Linked DNA regions of Homo sapiens: region 2 is linked to region 1. The links are chromatin loops, found by intact Hi-C in ENCODE. Cell type or tissue: heart right ventricle. All regions are shown on one strand. Links, peaks and the distances in the headings refer to the core of each region. The heading gives the core; the rest is flanking DNA.

Region 1 (2,500 bases), core at 1-2,500:
TTCTCTCCTACAGCGTCTCCCCAGGACCCTGTACTGACCATGCTGCATGCCCTCTGCCTCTACTAAATGGCTCCAAACAGCTGCAATTTCACAACCAAAGTTTTTTACTTGAAACAGCATGTTACTCCTTGCTAATCTAATTGAGTGTGTATTAATCGGCTACACTGGTCACACATTTGATTGGGTAAGACCTAAAGTAGGCTCTGCTTAACAGTGAGTCCGTTCATGTGACCTATAAAATCTCTCTCAGAGACTCCTTTCCAGTCCATCTTTGTCAGCTGTCTTGTCTAGAGCTTTCAACTAGCTCATAGCCTCCAGATAACAAGGTCATTACCTTTAGATTAATACGTGCAAGTTAATACAAAAAAAAAAAAACAACAGAAACTCGTCTTACCCTTCTGGGGAAAAGCAAAAGTGCCCATAAGAGGATCTTGAGGTACCTTAAAATGCCCAAAGTTTCCTTCTAGGCTACCAGGAGCTGGAATACGTAAACATGAACCTGACTCCGAACACATAATTTTTATAGAAAGCTTTCCTCATAATAGCAAACGCGCGCGCGCACACACGCGCACACACACACACACACACACACACACACACATTTTTAAGCTTAAATATGGAGAGCCATTAGGATAGAATTATGTGAGGAAGGGCTGGGCATGGTGGCTTGCACCTGTAATCCAGCACTTTTGGAAGCCGAAGTAGGAGGATAACTTGAACCCAGAAGTTCGAGACTCGCCTGGGCAACATAGCGAAACCCCATCTCTACAACAAGTAGAAAAAGTTAGCAGGGTATGGTGGCACGCATCTGTAGTCCAGCTACTCTTGCAGGCTGAGGTGGGAGGATTGCTTGAGCCTGGGAGGTTGAGGCTGCAGTGAAGTATGATTGTGCCACTGCACTCCAGCCAGGGCAACATTGAGACCCTGACTCAAAAAAAAAAAAAAAAAAAAAAAAAAAAGAATTAGGAAGGTTTGGGAAAAATGTGATTCATTATCACAACCTCACAATTTCTTTCAATAATTGCCACTGATTGTTGACTAATTTCATGTGTAAATTCAGATTTTATCTTGACTTCATAGTCACATTTGCTTGTGAAAGAACATTTTAATGTTTGGAAAAGTTGATTATTTTATTTTGTGCTGTAACTCTAGATCTGCATAGTCCAACACCATAGCCAGTAGCCACATGTCACTGTTCAACATTTGAAATGTGGCCAGTCCAAATCGAGGTGTATTGTTAGTGTGAAATGCACATTGGATTTTGAAAACACAGTATGCAAAAAATGTAAAATACCTCATTAATAACTTAGATGATGAAATACTACTTTAGATACATTGAGTAATAAAATTTATAAATTGATTTCGCCTTATTTTATTTAACATGGATTCTAGAAAATTTTTAATTACGTAAGCAGCTCATTTTATAATTCTCTTAAACAGTACTGTTCTAGATCTTTATGTATTATTGAAAAATGCCTCCATCTTTTGGTAGATAATGGAAATGCACTAACAAAAGCTAATATTTCAAATATTAATTGTATGAAAAATTGAATAGAATGGTGTGAGTCCCATTTATGTGAAATGTTGTTTTGGAAGGCTAATTGCATTTAATGTTATAATGATTGTATCACAGGACAAAAAGGTAATTAGCAATGGGGTATGCAAATTGGCCAAAGATAAAAATACTCCCAGAAGTTTTGTGTGATATATGGAGCAAGAGCCCTACATGTATAGCCAATGACGACCTATCGTTTATCATTGAGGAGAGCATTTGAGTTAAAATATTGTAAGTTAAAATACCAAGATGGTAATGTCTGTTAATCACATTTTAATTTTTAGAAGTTTTGATCAGTTACAAGAAAGAAGAAAATTAATTGGAATTCTTACCTTTTCTAAACAAATTCTGCTTTGTACAGAGCAATAGAAATCTGTAGAACTATTAAAATTTTGTGGGTAACTCATTCTCTTTAAAAATACTCATTTTAACTTATTTTTTCACTTTTCTCTTTTTAAAAATAATTTTGTATTTATAATATATTAATCATATTTTTTAATGCAAACAATGCAGGGATAATTTACTATTTTGCACTTCCCTTTTAATCTGAGGAGCACAGCACAATTTGGGGATAGAGCTTAATTTTGTTGATTTATACTTAGCTAATTGTGATATTTTATTACACAAGTAATGGCTAAAAATTTTGATCTTTTACAATTTATTGTATTTATTTATTTATTTATTGAGACAAAGTCTCGCTGTCTTGCCCAGGCTGGAGTGCAGTGGCGCAATATCGGCTCACTGCAACCTCTGCCTCCCAGGTTTAAGCGATTCTTGTGCCTCAACCTCCGAAGTATCTGGGATTACAGGTGCGTGCCACCACACCCAACTAATTTTTGTTTTTTTAGTAGAGAGGGGTTTTCACCATGTTGGTCAGGCTGATCTCGAACTCCTGACCTCAGGTGATCCACCGACCTCGGCCTCCCAAAGTGCTGGGATTACAGG
Region 2 (5,222 bases), core at 1,064-3,563, 120 kb before region 1:
CCAGCTCTCAAGTCTCAAGTCTCCCCTAAGAAATCCCAAAGGCCATAAAGCCCCATGCCTAGTCTGAGCAAGTGGAGTCTGTCTTCTTATACCCTTGTTGAAAGAAAGGGAGAGGTCAGTGCTTGAAATCTACCAGATGAGAATATTAAAATAGGAAACTGTAAAAGAATATAAAGCATAGCAAAAATTGTCTTGATCATAAAAGAATAGCTCTCCATATTTTCTTAACATTTCTGTTTTGATTCAAAAAAGAAACTGACTCATCACAAGAAACAGTTTGCTCTTGCACACAGAGTTGTAGCAGCCAGGCTTGATCCCTGGGAGTAGGGACCGCAGGAGTGTGAGCTCCTGCAGCAGGGCCTTGTCGGTTTCCAGGACCTGTGTTAGGTTTTTGCTGTGAGGGATGTCGCCTTTGAATTTGGGAACAGCTAATATCCAGAATCAATTTTTTAAAATCTGAATGGCAGAGAGAATTTCCCACAAGTGTTTAGTGTATGTGACAAAATATAAAGTGAGTTGTCTATTTAATAAGAAATTCTTTTGCTAAACGGACCTCAAAAGAAATGCTTGAAGCTCCCAGCACTCACTCTGCCCTTCAGGGACAGAATTTGCCCTTCACCCACAGCAGGCCTTTGTGTGTGTGCTTGCTGAATGAATCCATGAGCCTATGCAGTTTTCTTCTACCAGTTTTCATCTGTGAAATCCCATTCATCCTGCAAGACCCATTTCAAACGCAGCTTTGAATCCAAAAATGACTTTCTGTGGAAATGAATGGTGCGTGCACATGTGTGTTTGTTCCAGCCTTCTGTCAGCTCTTGGAGGCAGGGACCTGGCCCTATTCCCATGCGTATCTCTGGAATGCTGAGCCCACAGTGCAGGTAATACCTTGCAGAGTGAAAGAGGGCATTTGAGATCCCCTGTGAGACTCACTCAGAGTGGACGTGCCGCACGACCTCTTGCTGGTGACTGGACCTTTCTGTGTGGTGGCTTCTCCAAAGAGGGGACACCAAGCCCTTGGTGCAGGGCCATGACGAGGACTAAAGGAGGTTTGTATGAAGGGGCCTAATGCAGGGTTTGAATGCAGTAGATGCTTCTAACGTACCAGCTCCTAGTTCTTGCTTTTTTCCATCGTTTCGCTTAAAGCTCTTACCTAGAACTTCACCACCATTGAGGATCACAGAACCATTTTTTCTTCCCAATGAAGAAATAGTTTCAAAACAATTCTGAAGATCTCAAGTCTCAAAGAGGTTATGTGCCTTAAGGCCCTCGGCTTGTCAGAGGGCAGACCTCCGTGGAACATGGTCTATTGCAAAGGACCAGCTTTCTTCAGTATCTGAAATATGTTTTTGTTATACTATCCTTGAATTGTGTTTTTGATTTTCTGTTCTAGTCTGTGCTTTCATCTTTGTTTTAAATTTGAATTTGAGTTCAAGGCTCTTCATCATCATGTCTGATTGAAATATAAGATGACAAATCTAGGGAAAATCAGGTTGCCACATAATCTAGCACAGTTATTTGCACATGTATGCTTACAATATAAGTACCTCTCTAACCCTACAGCATACTAGAGTTTGTAAGAGAAAAAACAAGCAGAGCTGACTGTGTTTTGGACTGGTAATGAAATGGTATCAAGGAGTCTTCCAGCTGACAGCCTCATAGGCCTTCCTGCAGTCACCATTGTGTCCCCCGCTGCCTACGAGGTTTCTTCTTCCACAGCCCACCCTGTGTAAATGCCTGGCCTTCCTTCTGACAGCTGTGTGCTGTGTGTTCAGACCTGTACTCCTTCAAAATACCTCAGAAAATATGGAAGTATTTCTAAGGCCTTCCATTCAAAGAAGAGGCATAGGCGCTCTGTAATTGTTTAGTAACTTTTTTTTGTTTATACTTCTCATGTCTTATGGCAATAAATCTATTTTAATGCTTTTGTACAGCTTGGCTAGCCAATGGTTCAGTTATCTGTTGCTTTGCAAGAAACTTTGTGGATTGTTGATCATTCTCCCTCTTGGTTCTGTGAGTGGGCAGTTCTCCCTCGGGTCTCTCTTGGGGCTGCAGTCCGATGACGTTAGGGCTGGACTCACGGGAATGCCCAGTGGGGCTGTATGCCCAAGACGGCTTTTTCACGTGCAGCTTGGCGCCTCAGCTGGGTGGCCGGGCCAGCTGGGGCCGTCTCCTACGTGACTAACGCACTTCCTCATAGGAAGGCCTCTCCAGGCGGTTGCGCCTCTCCCACGGCAAGCTTTCCCAGAGGCGCAGGTGGCAGCAGCAAGGCTTCTGATGAGCAAGTCTCAGAAAGCCAATGGCTTCGCTTCTCCTACGTTCACAGAGAGGGGGCTACACGGGCAAATCATAGCAGGTTTTGCCCACGAGGGCATGGTGGGAGTGAGGGGAGCTGGAAGGAGATGTCATTTTTGATTAGCTACCACAGCCGGAAAAACCAACTGTATATATTTTCCCATTTTATAACGTTTGCACGTTTATTAATATGTCTAATTTTATAGTTACTCTCAGAATTTTTGAGGTCTCTTTTATCTCACTTCCTGCTTTGCATACGTTTTTAGGACTGTGTGGGTAATATCCCAAAAGTTGGTTAAATGAGCCTTGAGTTGCTGACAGAGGCTTCTGTTACCGTCTCTAAGTGAGTGTTCAGTGCCGTCTTTAGAGGAGTATCTTTCCTTTCCTTTGTCCAGTGAGAACACAGCGGAGTATTCAGAGCTTGCCTCTGGGAAATGCCTCCTCCCTGCTCTCCAGCTAGCGTTGAGGAGGTGGCTGGAGGAGGGAAGCCCTCTGTGTCCTGGGGCTGGCCGCCAGTTCCCTCGTGACCTTGGGCCAGTGATCACACATGCTCGGCCTCGGTTTCCTCTCTTTGAATATATCAATCAACTTGTTAGCTTTATTAATGTCCTTTATCTTCTCTTCTCTTTGCATTGGCCCTCTGTTTAAAATTGGTCTTTCTAGTCCATAAGCAGGTGTAAGAGATAAGCTGCTGTTTCGCAGCAGGCTCCTGGGAGCACAGGTTGTGTTACTGAGGCAGAATCGTTAGTCTTCCTAACATCCCTGCAGGGACAGTTCTCCTGACAGGAATTGATAAGGGCACATTATGTAAAATCTGGAGGGCAAGCCTTTCCCTTTTAGGTCAACACTCACCCGCAAGCTAAAAAGGCTAATCAACAGAAGCATTTTCTGTGTTCATTCCAGAGAATTTCCCAGGGGCACAATAAATCTAGCCTGCCTGTTTACAGGAACATTGTTATTTAACAAGCTAGTTTCCAAGCTTAAGAGTTTTCGGTTTCATCAAATCTAACCCAGCTTGCTAAATGCCTGACATTCATTATTGTCTGCTCCGGTTCCTCTGTGTATTATAAGATAATTTTGCATACTTAATATAAAGATAGTTTTTACACACAGGACTAACCTTAAATTTATTAGAAAACTATTCTAAACTCTTGGATCCCTTTCTCTTTTTTTTCTTAACCATTTACCTATGATTCCATCCTGTCTTTAACCTGCCCACTAGTACTTCTAGCTAGCTAGTTTATCTGATTTACACATTCAGTAATTTATTTGTTCATCCATCTAATGTTATTTTGAGCCTCTGCTCTGGGCTATATAAATGTGATATTAGAAAGAGGAAAGGGACAGGCACAGTGGCTCACGCCTGTAATCCCAGCACTTTGGGAGGCTGGGCGGTGGGGGGCGGGGTGGTGGATTGCCTGAGGTCAGGAGTTCGAGACCAGTCTGGCCAACATGGTGAGTCTGGCCAACATGGTGAAACCCCATCTGTACTAAAAATACAAAAAAATTAGCCAGACGTGGTGGTGGGCACTTATAATCCCACCTACTCGGGAGGCTGAGGCAGGAGAATCACTTGAACCAGGGAGGTGGAGGTTGCAGTGAGCCGAGATCGCGCCACTGCACTCCAGCCTGGGCAACAGAGTGAGACTCTGTCTCAAAAAAAAAAAAAAAAAAAAAAAAAAAAAGAAAGAAAGAAAGAAAGACAGGGGAAAGGATATCGTTCTGCCTTCAAGATGCTGGAGTCTAGTGAGGAGGCACAGACCCTTGGCAGGTGGAACAGGGCAGCGGGTGATGCGGTGTCTGTAAGGTGCCTGTCTGATTTGGCTTCAAGGGACTGATAAGTCGCCTCAGCAGTCACATCGTGGGGTGTGGGGTTTAACCTTGACCACAGTAGGAAGGATGAACTTGGGATTGCATTACTTCTTCTGGAATCTGGACCTTAGTGCAGAACCTTGGGTAGTGGGAGTTTAGGATAAATTATTTGTGGCTCAGGGATTGCTGAGATACATGTTTTCTAAATTTTGATAAACACTGCCAAATCTCCCAGAGATGTCACGTCTAACACACACTCCCTTCAATAGTATCTCAGTAAATGTTTTCCCAGGCCCTCCCTAGAGTTTTGCCAGTGTGATGGATGAAATAAACAGTATCTCTCTAAATTAAGGAAGCCAGCCCTTTGTAGCTGTGTTGAAATATTTTTCCTGTTTGTTGTTTGTTTGACTGTTGTGTCCTGCATAGAAAGAGACCATGCCCCTTTGAGATTACTCACACATTCGCTGTTCACCCTCGCTTTCTCTTATGGCTTCATTTTTACATTTGGAAAACTTGATTCATCTGAAATTAATTTTGGTATAAGGAGTGAGATCGGAATCTGGCTTTATTTTTCTCAGATGGTTACCTAGTTGCATGAAACACATTTATTAAGCAATCTCTTTTCTTGAAATGCTGCCTTTATAATAATATAATATACCTTTATTGTATACCTTTATAGAAAATGAAATTCCCTTATATATTTTTAATTTGTTGTTGTGATCCATTGAGCTGTGTCGATTATTTCTTCTCCAGTTCCACACTTTTAATATGGAAGCTTCAGAATGTGAAGATTTATTATCTGTCTGCTAGGGCCAGTTTCTGCTCATTATTACTCTTTTCAGATTTTGCCTGTGCCAAAACCTTTCTTTTCAAAGTTTTGCAAACTTTGTTAGCAGTAGCAAAATCTTTCTCTTATGTCCCCAGAACTGATCTTTAAGGGAAGTTTCAACAAACTTAAAACTTGGGCTATTTTGTTTAGAGGGTTCATTTTCTTAAGAAATACGGGAACCCAGTGGATACCAGCGCCATTCATGATCTAACTGTTTCATTCTCTTGGTTTATTTTTTCCTTCCCTTTCTTCCTTTCCATAAATATTTATTTGACATTATGTGGTAGAC

Evidence for each region. A loop is a pair of places that touch in the nucleus more often than their neighbours do. Peaks named below come from ENCODE experiments on the same cell type or tissue, not always from the same donor. Only the 100,000 strongest peaks of a DNase experiment are listed, where the experiment ranks them.
Region 2: a loop joins it to region 1, with 3 times the contacts of the local background. A loop is called at or near these places in 2 of 110 quality-filtered maps.

What each region holds. Positions count from the first base shown.
Region 1 is chr15:29,747,024-29,749,523 of GRCh38, reverse strand. The region is part of intron 8 of TJP1 (tight junction protein 1); the gene reads left to right. Among named protein-coding and RNA genes, the nearest start is that of LCIIAR, 73 kb to the right of the region's middle. In heart right ventricle, for the core only: a CTCF peak has its summit at 1,490 (motif pointing left); no DNase peak of the experiment used is centred there; H3K27ac peaks cover 412 bases.
Region 2 is chr15:29,868,551-29,873,772 of GRCh38, reverse strand. It overlaps a transcript of TJP1 not described here. Among named protein-coding and RNA genes, the nearest start is that of TJP1, 49 kb to the right of the region's middle. RefSeq lists enhancers at 366-865, 866-1,367. In heart right ventricle, for the core only: a CTCF peak has its summit at 2,271; DNase peaks (open chromatin) are centred at 2,153 and 2,792; H3K4me3 peaks cover 1,407 bases; H3K27ac peaks cover 2,500 bases.